Linked DNA regions of Homo sapiens: region 2 is linked to region 1. Evidence: chromatin loops called from intact Hi-C (ENCODE). Cell type or tissue: PC-3. All regions are shown on one strand.

The links. Peaks named below come from ENCODE experiments on the same cell type or tissue, not always from the same donor. Only the 100,000 strongest peaks of a DNase experiment are listed, where the experiment ranks them.
Region 2: a loop joins it to region 1, with 4 times the contacts of the local background. A loop is called at or near these places in 1 of 110 quality-filtered maps.

Annotation. Positions count from the first base shown.
Region 1 is chr2:220,617,278-220,621,277 of GRCh38, forward strand. The region is part of intron 1 of LOC105373895 (a long non-coding RNA gene); the gene reads left to right. Among named protein-coding and RNA genes, the nearest start is that of MIR4268, 710 kb to the left of the region's middle. RefSeq lists an enhancer at 1,876-3,075. In PC-3, no CTCF peak of the experiment used is centred here; a DNase peak (open chromatin) is centred at 2,444; H3K4me3 peaks cover 649 bases; H3K27ac peaks cover 3,210 bases.
Region 2 is chr2:220,503,073-220,507,072 of GRCh38, forward strand. No RefSeq gene overlaps it. Among named protein-coding and RNA genes, the nearest start is that of MIR4268, 600 kb to the left of the region's middle. In PC-3, no CTCF peak of the experiment used is centred here; a DNase peak (open chromatin) is centred at 2,289; H3K27ac peaks cover 2,122 bases.

The DNA of each region.
Region 1 (4,000 bases):
CCTGAGATAGTAAAAAGGCGGGGAGAGTGATGAGAAGGACATGTACAAATTGGAAGTGAAGCCTTCCAGTTTGACTTCTTCATATCTCCCACCAAATCTTCAGCAAATCATGCATGCTTACAGAAACCCTAGTGGGAAGAGGATTTCGTAGAACTTGGTGTAAAGGCCAAAAACGTTTCACACCTGAGTAGTGGCAAAGATGTAGGGGCCAGGCTCAGAAGAACTATGGAGTATAAATCCGAGAGTCAGTCCATGTTGATACCAATAGATCTAGTGTGTTTATTAGAAGAACGTACCAGTTTAGTTATACATGCCCTATGGAGGAAATTTAGTTCTTGTCAGTATTTCTTCAGTATAGTCAAAGCTGCAAAGAGCACCTCTACACGTCTCCTGAAACACACAGAGGAGAACTTCTCTCAAAAATGCACCTAGAAGTATTATTTTTGGTTAATTGTAAATTTACTACATATTTACTACAAATTATCCTCCAAAGTAACTATATAAATTTATGCTTTGATATTCATGAATGAAAGTTTTCCTTTACCCTTATTTTTGTGAACAAAAGACATTATCTTTCTAATTGAGTATGGGATGCTATTTTATTATTTCATTTATTTGTATTTAGTTAATTTATTTTTTGCTGATTAGGAGTGAGACTGGGCAGTTTTTCTTAACTGTATTAACCAGTATGTTTCCCTCTTCTGTGTATTGCCTCTGTTTTCTTTGGCAGGCATTGCTAATTGTCTCTCCCTATCCATCCTTCGCTTCTTTATCAACAGATTCTAATTTTATTTGAGATCCCAATATGCCCAGGTAAACTTATTTTCTCCTTTCACTTGAGTCTGGAGTGGGGGCCGTGTAACCCAGCTCTGGCAAATGGAAAGTGGGAGTCACTGGGGCCTCCAGGTGAATTTTTGAAAGGCAGGTCTTTTACTTGTGTCCCTGGCACGTCACTTCTGTTTATTTCTGGAGCACAGACCTGATACCTGGAGAAAAGGAAGAAGACTGTCCTAGGTGAAGAGAAAGTCTATTGAACAGGAAAGAAGCCAAGCCCTTGATGATTTCCTCAGACGGCTGTGCTGACCCTAGATGGCTTCTTTCCCTACCTCTGATTATGAGAGGAAAATCAGCCTACATTTACTTAAGCCGCTCTAACCACATTTCTTTAATAAGTAGCAACATGTCATACTATTACGGTGTCTTTGTCCCATTTTTAATTAGCTTGTTTTTTTCTTATTGATTTCCAAGAGTTCTTAATATATGATAGATAAAAATCCTTTGTCAGTTATATGTGACATAAATATCTTCTCCCAGTGACAGAGATTTTGTTCTGACTCTTTCTCTAACTTCACTGTGGGTTCTGAAAACATTGCTTTCCCTTTCTAGATCTTGGGTTGGTATTCTGTAAAATGAAGAGTAGAGAGTATCCAAGGATTTTTCCAGCTCTTATATTCTGAGTTCACTGATACGGGCTTAATAAACATGTCTCTGAACAGCTTGCACAGAGTGGCTGGTCAGCCACAGCCAGTCATCTTGATAAAACTCTTTCTGTCCCTACTGATCGATCACACAATCCAGACTGATTACTTAAGAGACTATTTGCAAACCATTCTGGTTAGCTGTAGAGTGATCCATCTTTTTGAGCATGTATAAAAATACCCTTACAGCTATAGAGTTGAAAACTGTCTTACATTACCCAAGGCAAAAAAAAAAAAAATCATAGGAAAACAAAAGAAGAATATTACAACATTTCAGCACATGTAATGTTAAACTAAATGGACATGAGTTGTCAACAGAACTTGAAAACAGCATATTCCCCTAATAAACAATAGAAGAAAATGGTGAGTAATTCTTGATATGTTTCAGAAATGCTCATTAAGTTCTATTATAAAATAACAACTTCTTGAAGTAAAGTAGTTTGCTAGTTGTCAGTTTTGGATTTGATTTAAAAACAAATGGTGGATAAATCCTAAAAGTCAAACAAAACAACAGGTAGATTAGAATGAGTATTTATTCAAGATGGTCTGTTTTCCACTGTTACTGGGAAAAGAAAATGATTTTAAAACTGGGAAAAACCTCCCCTAAATTTCAGATTTTTCTTTGTGCTTGTGTAGAAGCTGATGTAGAAAGGATTATGAGAAACTGTTTGGATGAAATTGAGAGAATACCTTTTCAGGAGTCAAGACCATCTTGGACTTCAGCCTAGCAACACCAGCCCCTACATGAGTACTGGGTTTGCCAAAGGGCTTTGCATGACTCTTTTTCTAATTCCTAGGCTCTGGAAGAGACGAACCTGCCAAGCTGTCTAGAGCTGCAACTCTCAAGTTGGTAACAGTTTACATGAGGTTTACCTGAGAACTGAGTGCATGAACACACTAACCTGATTCAAGTGAATGATATGTGTGAGTAAATAAAGTTTTTAATGCAGGGAGTGGAAAAACAAACAGAAAAACCCTAAGGTGATTAATCACTCCCATTCTTCCCTTACAAGTCTGTTTATGGAAAACGTCAGAGCTGCCTACTTTATCTCATCCTTCATCTCCTGACTCATTAGCTTTTCTTTGTTATAAGTCAAGGGTCCTCTGGACCCTAAAGATTTCTGGAGTCTAATGAAGGAGTTAGCCTAATGTTGTCACTAACTGAACTGGATGGGTAGTCCTGACTTTCCAATGCTAGGTCTTGGGCCTCTCTCTTTCTCTTGCTTCTCTGTGAGATACAGAAGAGAGATGCCTGGGCTTTTTCCTTAGAACCACACAGACTCCTGCTATTGCCTTCTCCCTATTTGTGGCAATGCTGACTCACCTCAGACAAGGTGCCAACATGGCCCCACCCCTCCAGTGCCACCCAAACAACAGCAGCAACACCCAGGAGGCCCATAAACCGAGACACCTCTTGGGGTAGCTTATCTCTGCACAGTGACCACTGGGAGCTGCTCACCTGTCCCACTGGAGTCTGGGTTCCATATCTTTAGATTCTCTCTTGCTGCTAGCAAAACGGCTTCCCTCATCTTACCCTGCTTCACATCTTCATTTTGGTGAGGGTCAGAGGTAGGTTAGGAGCCCTGCAGTCAATTTGTGTCTGTAGTGAGGCAACTGAATCCACAGCCCCTCATCCACAGGTCAGTTTAAGAGTAGTTGAGGCCGGGCACGGTGGTGAATGCCTGTAATCCCAGCACTTTGGGAGGCCGAGGCAGGTGGATCACCTGAGGTCAGGAGTTCGTGACCAGCCTGACTAACATGGTGAAACCCCGTCTCTACTAAATTAAAAAAAAAATAAAAAATTGCCAGGCGTGGTGACGCATGCCTATAATCTGAGCTACTTGGGATGCTGAGACAGGAGAATTGCTTGTACCTGGGAGGTGGAGGTTGCAGTGAGCCGAGATCATACCATTGCACTCCAGCTTGGGCAACAAAAGTGAAACTCCGTCTCAAAAAAAAAAAAAAAAAAAAAAAAAAAAAAGTAGTTGAACCTAGACCTGAGAAATCTTCCTTGCAAGGTGTCAGGTCCAGGCATTACTTCTGCCCCTCATCCCAGGCTCCTTTCTCACTGATGAAGGGGACTCTCTCAGTGAACCCACCATTGGCTGCATCCGTCCAGCAATCTCTTTCATTTTCTCCTCTCCTCTCCCCTTACTTACTATTGTCTGTGAACTTGAATAGATTTATCTGAACTCCAATTTTTGGCCAGAGTTCAATTATTTCTTTTTCTGTGCATGTTTGTGTTTTTGTTTGTCTGATAGACTAGTAATGATTTCCATAAAGGTTCGTAAGAGGTATTTGTGTGAATTTGTTGAGTATATTGATTCTTTTTCTCTTGGAATGGGGCAGTAGAAATCTTTGATGTCCTTTTCTATATTTATTGGACCACCTGAGTTTACCAGGAGTGCTGGTGAAGTGTTTCCAGCCCACTGAATGTTTTTGATATTAATTCGAAATGTACATCTAACTTGATTTAAAAAACCAAAACAATGGCTCTGCAAAATGAAAAGAGTAAAAAACCA
Region 2 (4,000 bases), 110 kb before region 1:
CAGCCCTTTAAGCAAGTTTCCCATTCTCTGCTGGGTTGGATGTGATTCCTCCTTTGCCAGAGCAGGTACACCTGCATGAGTGCCGTCAGACTTCCATCTCCTGCTTACTAATTGATTGGATTAGCAGGAGGTCGCAGCAGAAGTCCTCTGCATGCATATCTTGCAAATGCCAAGGGGCATTCAGGTGCCTAGCCCACTGTTAATACCGTGATAGTCAGGTGTGTTCCTAAGACGATGTAGAATACATTGCTGCAGATGGGTCTAGCCCAGTTGAACTGGTCTGAAATCAGACACCAAGAAATTGTTCAGAGTACGTTTTGAGCAAGTTAACTGAATCATAAAACATAAATAACAGTTATCTTAACTGCCAGAATGGTTGTGAGCGATAGCTAATTGAATACATGGTAAAGCACTTTTTATTTGCAACGTGCCCTGCCAGAGGAAGAGGCTTAGAGGCTGGCATCAGGTCAGCACAAAATCTCCTTTGCAGGAAAACAGACTTCATCTTTGAATTCGTGATGCCATAAAAATTCTAATTTGAGGATTTGTGAAAAGATGCACAATCTGTTGCTTCATACAGTCCATAGCTGGAAACACTGGGGCCCATCTGTTCATTGGGGAATGATTTGAGTGTGCCTTCTCGTTAGCATTTTAATTCAGGTGTAGGTGTTTAGAAAAGGCAGTTACTAAAATTAATCATATGGGGACATGATGTGTAAACTTGTAAAGTCAAGCTGCAAGTTTGGGCCATGCTGAGTAGTAATTCCATCCAGTGATCTCTGCAGAAAGTTCCAGTGGGTGCAGATATTTAAAACCAAACTCTAGACCAGCCTAATTCTAGGGCTGTATTAGTCCATTCTTGTGCTGCTGGTAAAGACATACCTGAGACTGGGTAATTTATAAAGAAAAAGAGGTTTAATGAACTCACAGTTGCACATAGCTGGGGAGGTCTCACAATCATGGCAGAAGGCAAAAGGCACATCTTATATGGCAGCAGACAAGAGAGAGAATGAGAGCCAAGTGAAAGGGATTACCTTATAAAACCATCAGATCTTGTGAGACCTATTCACTATCACAATAACAGGATGTGGGGGGGCAGGCAGGGAACCGCTTCCATGATTCAGTTATCTCCCATCGGGTCCCTCCCACAATATGTGGGAATTATGGGAGCTACAATTCAAGATGAGATTTGGGTGGGGATATAGCCAAACCATATCAAGGGACACAGGATGGAATGGGAATGATGGGGCCAAGGCCCTGAGGCTGTTTGTTGGTGAAGTTCTCCTCTCGGTTTCTCTAATGGATCTCTGACTTTTGCTTTGTGAATTTCTGTATACCTGGGAGGCTATGCACCATGAAAAAGTGCTTTTGTGCACAGTAGTTTGAATTCTCCCAGGAAACATCCAGTGGCTATGCAAGGAAAAAAAAGTTGATTCTCTTGGGCAATATATATTTTTCTCTAGTAGCTTGGGAATATGTCAAGCAGCTAAATTTCATCTTTTCGCTGTTTTTCTACAAAAAAAAGATATCGAAGCACATAAGGCAATTTTACCTGGCATTTTTCATTGTCTTTCTAATTGTTCATTTTAATATGTTAACCACCCTGATATTAAGACGTGAGGATACAATTTAAAATGTATTTTATAACTAGCTCAGAATTTGGGGAAGAAAGTTTCAACAGTGGTATTGAAAATGTAGAGGTGCAGTTTAATTAAGTTGTAATTATTTAATTAACAAATGGTTTTTGCCTATTTTATGTCAGACCCCGTATAAAATGCAAGATTAGGGAAAACAAACATGGTCTTTGCCTTTGTAGAAATTTAAGTCTCCTGGGAGGCTCAGAAACAAATAATCAAGCCAATCCATATGTAATTTCTAATTATGGAAGTGCTATTGTTTGCTATGAGATGCATCATGGGGATGAATGCCCTAGCCTGGAAATGAGGGAGTGCAGCCCCTAGGGTGCCTGTTTTGATGGAGATCTGAAGAGTGAATAGGTTTGGGATGGGACAGAGCAGGTGGGTCAGAGTGCAGGTGTGAACAGCTTCCCCTGTGAGGGACAACACATTTAAAAGGCCTTGTGGACAAAGAGACTGAGAGTCCTTTGAGGAATGAAAGTGGGTCTCTGTCACTGGAGGACAGAGAGAAGGGGCAGTCGGGGAAAGGGGAGGCCAGGAGTGTAAGGAGGGAGGAAGGGGCAGGGCTGGAAGCTGTGTTAAAGCCAAGCTCAAAGCAAAGGGAAGTCCTTGAAGCATTGTGAAAACATCATTCTGGTTGCAGAGTAAACAAGGAAATGAGTGGGGCTGAGATCATCAGTGGGCAGGCTACAGCATTTGTCTAGGTGAAGATTATTTTATGGGACACACCACACACTCATACACACGAGGACAAAGAGATAATGAAGGTAAAAGAGACAGAAAGAGACAGTGTGTTTGTGTGGTTGCATGTGTGTGTGTGAGAGGGAGAGACAGAGCAAGAGAGGGAGAGAGAGGCAGGGAGACAGCAAGGGAGAGAAGGAGAGGAGGAGAGATATATATTGATAGAAAGAGCAAAAACTGAATTAAAAGTATTGAGAGGATGGATTTTAAAGTTAGAGCTAGCTATTCAAATCTGAGATAATGATAAAAATAAATTTTAAAATGTGGTCTCTTCTTTTAATATCAGGGTGGTTAATATAGGACAATATATAAAAAGAAATATATGCTTCAGGTAAAATTGTTTGTAGAACTTTTCGATCATTTTTCACACAACAGCTACAAAAATGAAATGTAACTGGTTCAAATCTTGCTTGGCCCAGCCGCTTTGTAACCACATGAATTTGGGCAAGTTTCTTATACAGCTCACCTTCAGCTTCTTCATTCCAGCTGGTGCTAACACTATTCTGCAAGCTGAATGGGGTCACATATGTGAGGTACCCGACTCAAGATCTGCACTTAGTTAGCCTTTACTAACATTACTGTTGTTATTATTATCATGTTAACAAAATTCCAAAAACTAATACATAATTCTTTCATCTAGAAAAGCAGGGTACTTATTACATTGTGAATACAAGTATATTTGTATTATGTGAACTCACTAGGTCATGAATATTTTTACCATATGGCCACACCTCAGTTGCGTTTATCCACTATTCTATCCTTTTCTAGAAAATCACTGAATATGAATAATCTCTCTTCATCTCCTTATTTGACATTGGAATGGAGAGAAGATTAAGTAACCTAAAACCAAGTGGTAATTCTCGGATATTTAGAAGGATATTTTGAGACATTTTGTACCAAGCTTTGATGTGAAAAATATGAATTCTGGCTTCAACAATAAGTTAATAAAATAAAAAGTGATAGAATGGGGAAAGGCTTCACATTGTTGATGGAGCTCACAGCCAGGGGCCTGGTGGGAGCCCCAGCCCTGCTGCTGAGTTCATACCAGCTCGTTTTCTAAATAAAACAGACAGTTCATGTCAACTCCCACCATAAGAATGTAAGAAGTACCTCAGGGCTATGACTTGTCCAGATTCTCGTATCATTTTTCTCTGTGTGTGCAGGCGTGTGTGTGTGTGCAGGTGTGTGTCTCTGTGTGTGTGTGTGTAAACTGGCTTCCTTTTCTGTGAAGACACTGCAAACCTGGCATTCCCTGCATGCCTCAACACATGCTTGCTTCCTGCTCTTCCTCAGTGACTTTGTCCAAGCCCACAATTTCTACTGTTGCCTCTAGGTAGTGACCACAATTTTAACCTAAATAGACCTTACTCTTGAGTGAAAGCCTGAACTCAGACCTGTATCTCCAAGTATCTGTGAGCACCTTCTTTTCAAGGTATAACTAATATTTTAAGTTCAAATAGGTCTATATTGAGATTCTGTAGGAAAAAAAATACACTGGAGAAGATCTGAGTATCCATCTAACAGAACCACTCAGTAGCTTTGTGCAGTTAACTATTTTGGGCGCCATTGCCTTTAGCTGTAAGGTGATAGGTCCTTGGTCTAGAATCAGGGGTCAGCCACTG